2 separate regions of the Homo sapiens genome follow, and region 1 is linked to region 2. Evidence: chromatin contacts called from ENCODE Hi-C or POLR2A ChIA-PET data. All regions are on one chromosome and are shown on one strand. The core of a region is the stretch at or near the end of the contact, and the rest is flanking DNA. Distances in the headings are between cores, read along the strand shown.

Region 1 (3,673 bases), core at 379-2,878, 330 kb before region 2:
GCCTGAAAGCCAACTTGTACAGGTCTCTTCAGTTGGTGAAGGCATTTGGGCTTCACCCTAAAACAGAGCGGAGTAACAGAAGGGTTTTTAGCAAGGGGTGTGACATGCTAAGATATATATGTTATAAAGATTACTGGGCTTAATGTAAAGAATGGATTGGAAGACAGGTAAGGGCGCTGTTATTGCAATTTGGGGAAATGAGGATTTTGGCCTGAACTAGGCTAGTGAGTGGAGAAAAGTAGATGGATTCAAGAGAGGGAATTGGCAGGATGTGAGGAAGTTTGGGTGAGGAGGAGCAAAGGGTGAAGCATGATTCCCAGGTCTTTGATTTGGGCAGTGATGGAGTGTGGTGCCATCAATAAGACAGGGACCATAGAAAGAAATGGGTGAGGAAAGGTGGTAGAGAAAACAGTGGGTTCAGTTTTCTACAGTTGGAGTTTGAGGAGCTTGTGGGACATCCTAGAGATGTGTAGGTGGCAGTTGGATGAATGGACCTGAAGTTCTGAAGAGAGCTATCAATTGAAGTACAAATTTGGGAGTTTATGATGTAGATATGGGAATAGATATGGGAGTAGATGCATTTTTTCAAGGAAATACCAACATTTATTGTCTTGGCAGAAAGGGAGGTACAAAATAAACCTAACTGTGAGTAGCCAGAGAGCTAGAAGGCAAACACAGAGAGGCATACTTGGGGAATAGAGAATTTAAAGACAGAGGGAAAGGTCCACCTTCCTCACCTTTGGGTCATCCAGTCTCTAGGTTCCTAAATAATTCAGTGTGCTTTTGGTCAGTAAGTCCTAGAATAGGGGGGGGAAAAAGCATATCAAACCACTGCTGTGTGAATGCTATAGCCCTAGGTCATTGGTCTGTTTTATTTAAACATATCTAGGTTCTGCTCCCTCTGAGGATTTTACCTAATGTTAAAGAGAATGAGAAGAAATACTCTTTATACATTATAAAACTATGCTAATAGTAACCAGCAGGGAAATTGACCTATAAATACTCTGAGCACATTAAGGTAAGCACATTTTTTTAAAGTTACGTCTTTTGGCTATGGTCTAATGTGATGATTAGTGAAAATGGAATTGAAGAGTGACAGGAAATATTAATGGCAGGCAGCACACAGTCGTTTGGCCTTAGAAAGAACAACGGACTTTATCTGTTCCCAGAGGGAAAATTTGATGAGTAATGACCTTGATACACATTTTAAACACTCTGACAATGAAGTAATAGGTGCTGCTTTTGCTCTTTGACCAGCAGATTCTCCTTTGCTGCAGTTAGGTGTACTACTTAAAGCTTGTTTAGAGGGCCACCTAAGGGTACAGGCAGAAGCATCACAACATCTATATTTCTGTTATAGGCAGTGATGAGTACTATGAGCCTCTTATAAGAGGCTGCAAGGGGTTGCTGTACCATCAGGCCTACTTTCCTTGGAGAGGGAATAAAGCAAGTCCAAGGTGCTCAAGAAGGTACACTTTCCCAAAACATCCCACTCCCCACGTTGCTGATTAAGATCTAATGATTCACATTTAGATGCCCTTCCACCCCCATCCCCATCCTGACAACACAAAATTTGAGTCAAGCCTCAACCTTGCTAAGTAAACAGATTTGTACTTGTTACTCTTAGCAGCACTGGAGTCTAAAGACAGACTATGTGGGAAGGCAGATTCTTAGTTACCTCCTCCCCAAGCTGTTGCAGGAATTTCAGATCCCTGCTTGCCAAAGCACTTTTATGGGGTTAAGAATTTTTTTGTGTGTGTTGGGGATAGGGGAATGTACAGCCTTGAGTGACTCATGCCCTTCTCTGGGCCTCAGTTTTTCCCTGTTAGGAGGGAAAGGAGCTGTATTAGGGGATCCTTGAGTTTCCCTAAGCCTGGCCTGTATCCCCTCACCAACTGGATCCACGAGCCAGAGCCTGCTTTAGCCAGGCCCATTCTCTGGTTGGCTTGGCTGGCTTTAGAGGGCTGCAAATAGGCAAATCACTATTTGTCAGTCTGTAGAGAGGAAGCTTATTTGCAGTGGGAACACCGTAGGAGGAGATTTCTAAGTTGAAAATGCAGGTACTCCTCCTCTGGGGAATGGAAGAAAGACAAAGAGCCCATTAAGGGTTCTAGAAATCAGAATGGTTAGATTCTTCCTGGCCCTGTCAACGTTTGCCTATTACCCTGGCCTCATCGGTTGGCATTTGCTTGTGTGAAAAGGTTCCAGGTTTAGAGAAAGGGTGTCGGAGGCAGACAAACCTAGCTCTGTCACTTGGTTGTTGTGTGATCATGTATGAATTGCTGGAATTTCTGCACCTCATTTTCTTTTTTAAGGATGTTTCATAGGCCTGCAGGAGGACTAAATGAGATACATAATACATGTGAAACAGGAATGCAGAGCCTGGCATGGGAAGGGGTTACCTCCTTCCTCCTGCAGTCCTTCTCTTCACTTTCATCTTTGCTCACATGTTATTCTCCCTACTGGAAACTCACCTTCAGTGCTCTGTGAGGCCCTCCTGTCTGTGCCAGTGCTCAAGTCCTCCTGGTACCCTAGCATGCATTGCCTCACCTCACATTTTAGTAACAGCCTTCTTATATTCTTTCACTGGTTTTGCCCATCTAGATTACTGCTCTCTGAGGGAGGTATCCTGTCAAATACTGGTAATCTTTCTTCAATTCCTGGTAAGGTGTTAGGTACATAGTAGGGGCCTAAGCAATATTTGAATGAATGATTATAGAAAGAACCAGTTACAGAGAGCAAGAGGGGGCAGTATGGGCAGTGGGTAAGGCCTGTATGGATGCTAAAACCAGCCTGCCTGGGTTTGAATTCTGGTGCTGCCAGTTTTTAGCTTTGCAACTTTAAAAGAGTTGCTGAACTTTACCCCTCAGTTTTCTCATCTGTATAGTGGCAGTGGTAAAAATAGTACCTTTCTCCTAGGGTTATTGTGAAGATTGAGTAAGTTAGTATTTACAGTGTTTAGACCAGTGCCTGGCACTTAATGCTATATAAGAACCCACCATTATTATTTTAAAGATCAGACACGCTTGAGTTGAAAGCCTGCTCTACTACTTACTAATGATGTGACTGCAGGCAGAAATTATTCAACTTCTCTGTGCTTCAACTTCCTTCTCTGTAAAATAGGGATAACCTATCAACGTAAATAGTGATAAATAGAGATAAACTATCAACATAACATGTACTTGATAACTGGTGGCTATTAGAAGCCTGCTTCAGTCTCCTAGAAACAAGAGTTCAATCATGACTGCATGAAGAATCATTGCAGTAGCCCAGGCCCTGTTTAGGAAACTGAAAACCTGGAGCTTACCCTGACTGGGAAGGAGTGAGAAGACCTGAATTAGGAGTTGTGGATGTATTGAAGGAAGGGATAGGGAAGTTACTTTGTGCTGGTTGCTAAGCTGTATCACCAAAATCCTGACCAAATTAAGTCAGTAAAAATATATTTGGAAGGAGCTGGAGACTTTTGCCCATGTGAAATTCCAACACAGGCTCATACCTGCCACCTTTCTGCATATCTCTTATTGTATGAGGTGTTTCTCATGTTTTGTCCTTATGTAGCCAGCTGTGTTACTGTCATGGTGATGCTCCTGGTGTGTGAGAGTGGAAGTATGCCATCCCATCTTCTGCAGGCCAAGTCGGTCTGTTACTCTCATTCTCAGAGAAGGTGAGATTT
Region 2 (3,685 bases), core at 769-3,268:
AAGAAGATAATACAAATGTAGCTTGATGAAGCATCACAGGAGAGGGAATACTTGATCTGGGCCTTGAATGATGAGTAGAATTTATATAGCAGAGATGAGGAGGCATAATGTTAGTGACAGGAACTTGTGCATATGCCAGGGTGGAGGGCAAGAATATTCAAGGTATGTTTGGGTGATAGTTAAGAGAAATCGTTGGTGTTTTGGAGTATAGGCTAAGCCACTATAAACAAAGAGACCCCAAAATACAATAAGATAGAAGTCTCTTTCTCTTTTACCTAGAGGCAGACAGTCGAGGGAAGATAGAGGTCGTCCTGAGGTCCAGGTTGCTTCTCCCTCTTGCTCTTCTATGGCTCACCACCAATACCATGTCTGCATTCCAGCTCACAAGAAGGGGAAAATGGAGGGCAGCCACCTTTCTTCTTATGGATACGACTTAGAAGTTACACATGCCACTTTTGCTCGCATCCCACTGGCCCACTTTGTCACATAGCATTACCTGACCTCAAAGGCGTTTTGGAAATTAGCCTCTAAGCTATGAATATTGGGAGGAAGGTGTCTCGTAAACTAACTACTAGTTAGAAATAACTTTGTTAGAGGAAGGTGAATGTGAAGTTAGAAAGAATAGGGCCAAGATATGAGGGACTTTGAATTCCAAGTGTTTGCATAGCATAGACACAAAATCAATACTATTGAATGCATGAATAAATGAGTAGTTAAGGGAATGAGTAAGTGAACGTATCATTGAGTTTGAACTTTATTCTCTAGATCAGGGCTACAAACTAAAATTAAGAGGCCAGGAAGATAGTATAAATGAATCATAAAGCCAGCTGTAAATGGGGAGTGATGGGACTGAATCACCTGGAAGATATGTGACATGTCTTAAGGGCAGCCACTACTCAGCTCCAGCTGATAGTTGCATGGGAATGTGGGCCATTTGTGCCAAGATTTTGGAATTTTTAAAAAGAAGGAAGAAATCTGGGTTTTATGTGACATCTCCCAATTTTTAGATGTTGGATCTGAACAATTTTTAAATAGGTCAAATAAAAACACATCTTTGGGATAGTTTGGACTTTAAGTCACTAATTCGCAATCTTTGCGAAGATGGGAAACTACTTAAAATGTTTGGCCCAGAGAGTTGGTAGTTTAAGAAGGTTAATCTGACTGTGGTATGCTGGGCACACCTCTAGCAGTAATTTTCAACTGTGACTGCAAATTACAATCACTGGGAAGCTTTAAAAAAATAAAAAAACCTCTTTATCCACCCCAGACCAATTAAATCAGAATCCCTGGGGTTGGGTATTTTTTAAGTTCTTCAAGCAATTGTAATGTACAGTTGCGGTTGGGAGGTAGTCCTCTAAGCCTAATCTTTTTTTTTTTTTTTTTTTTTAAGGCAGAGTCTTGCTCTGTTGCCAGGCTGGAGGGCAGTGGTGCAATCTCCTCTAAGCCTAATCTTAAGGGTTATTGAAATAGCCTAGACATGTGGTAAAAGGGTCTGAACTGTGGGTCTGGAAGCTGACTGAAGAAAGAAATAGATAGGTGGGAGATATTATAAAGGGCAAATTGATAAAATTTTGTGGCTGTTTTAAATAGGAGAGTAGAAGAGGAAAGGAGTCAAAAAGAGTTGAAATTTCAAGCTGAAATTTGGGGGCTGGGAGATATAAGGAATTTAACAAATGTCTCCAAGGCATACATAAACTTAAGATACACAGTAGATGAATGGGGCCCAAATCCAGTTTGGGAATTCTAAGTCAACATAACATTTTAAAAGGTAAGGCTGCACAATTCTTTTTAAGGATAATAAAAATCTTTTGTGTATATTTTATTTGTTGCAATGCCAGGACAAAAACTGTATATTAACATTGCTAATGGATTTGTTGAGACATGTCAGGATCATTGCGCAAGGTTGGTCCAGAAGAACCGTAGGGATCCAAAGCAAATTCCTTGCTGTTTAACATTAGGAATGTTTCAGTCCTGCCTCAGTTTGGTTTCTGTAGAGCTTTCAATGGGTCTTGAGTTGTTATCAGTGATGATTTAGCACCACCGTGAGGCTGTATCCAGTCACTGCATATGGCTGTTGGCCTCTGCAATATATACGGAAGATGATCTGCCCTTTTGTTTGCAGCTTTAAACATCAAGGTGAAAATAGTTCTTTGTAATTTTCTTCGTATGGAAAGGTTATGATGCAATAATATCTTGTATTAAGATGATAACAGTGCCTAACTGCATTTGATGGCAAATATTACTATCGTGATGAAACTCAAAAGATGGATAAACTCAACATTGCGTTTTTATTATTTATTTATTTTTTTAGCGTTGCATTTTTAAATTCAACTAAAATGATTCTTGGAACTTTAGTGAATTATTCTTTATCTTTAATCCCGAAGTCATAATTTTGTGTTGCTGGTAGGATGTTTCAGAAAAATAACAATTTAAATACAAAACAAAACTTTGTTATTTCTTGTCCCCTTGCAAACTGTCGGGCAGAATGCTAAGGGGTTTATTCACTTAGTACATCACTTCATTTAATTCTCAAGAAAAAAATTCTTCCTTGATGCAGACACTGTTACATTATATTTTCATTTTATAAATTAGAAGAGACAGAAGTTAGTAATTTACTCAAGGATATAGAACTTAAACATTGGGCTCAGTTCACAATCCCTCATTTTAATTATGAAAACTTGAATAAGTCACTTAAAGCTTACTGTATAAGTCTTCTAGTCTTCAAAATGAGATGTTAATTATGTTTGTCATGCCTTTGCTCAGATTATTGTATGAAACTACAAAGAGCAAAGGGGTCATTGTAAATCTAAAGGCTACATAAATATTAGTTTTATTATTATTGTGACTTTTCCTATGAATCTAGGGAATTAGCACCATATATATTAGAAATAACTAGGGTAAGAACCTTAATTCTGCCCCTAAGTAGCATCGTGACCTTGGAAATGTAACCTCGCAAGCCTCAGTTTTAAAAAATAAATATTAATAAAGGAATAGAATTGAATGACCTATAAATACTTTTCTGTTCTGAAATTTTATGAGAGACTAACTGTGAGGAATAACTAAGAGAAGCACTCATTTCTTTGTACAATATTCCTTGGCGTATATCACTTCAACATGGCTGACTTTGTGTTCCTTGGAACTTTGGGTGAACTCAAGTTTCCCTTAGAAGATCCTAATGGTAAGTGAATGTGAGGCTGTGACATTAACGAGCCTGGAGGAATGAGCCATTCATGCTGCATTCCTAGCACTGTAATATGACAAGAGCCAGACATCCTTGAGGAATTTGGGGCCTGGCTAGAGTTTATAAGATGCCAAGAGACCAGGGCCAGTGGTGACAGTAAACAAGTGAGTTACCCAGTAAGAATTAGATATGGATTAGCCTGAATTTATGGCAAATAAGGTCAGCTAAGTGAAGCAGTTAAAAACATTTGCCTTGGCAGACTTGTCATTGTGATGCCTTAAAATTACCCATCAGCACTGAGGCTTGTGCTCTGTTCAGACAATATGGGGGGAAATCATTTCAAGAGTGTGGGTTCTGTTTCAAGGTCACTCATGATGTCAGGCCCTGTCTGAGGTTATAGAATTTTCTATCTAAGAATGATAGGCTTGAATTTTGCATGGTGATTAAGCAACTTTATCCAGGAAAGGTGCTGCCTGTAATATCTGCTTCATACGCTTTCCATTC

What was found. Hi-C counts contacts between places; a loop is a spot of excess contacts on that map. ChIA-PET counts read pairs that join two places held with the same protein, here RNA polymerase II (POLR2A). Pooled maps may share reads with other maps.
Region 1: a loop to region 2 is called in a map of psoas muscle, with 2.1 times the contacts of the local background. The contact joins two enhancer-like sites. A Hi-C loop is called at or near these places in 1 of 168 maps with a recorded cell type or tissue (psoas muscle) and 2 of 50 pooled maps. POLR2A ChIA-PET finds 5 or more read pairs at or near these places in 1 of 52 experiments (BJ).

What each region holds. Positions count from the first base shown.
Region 1 is chr14:32,229,168-32,232,840 of GRCh38, forward strand. No RefSeq gene overlaps it. Among named protein-coding and RNA genes, the nearest start is that of RNU6-8, 28 kb to the left of the region's middle. Within about 2 kb of position 1,629, at least 4 of the 41 ENCODE cell types and tissues checked have a DNase peak (open chromatin) inside an H3K27ac peak, as active enhancers do.
Region 2 is chr14:32,558,418-32,562,102 of GRCh38, forward strand. The region is part of intron 4 of AKAP6 (A-kinase anchoring protein 6); the gene reads left to right. Among named protein-coding and RNA genes, the nearest start is that of AKAP6, 230 kb to the left of the region's middle. Within about 2 kb of position 2,019, at least 3 of the 41 ENCODE cell types and tissues checked have a DNase peak (open chromatin) inside an H3K27ac peak, as active enhancers do.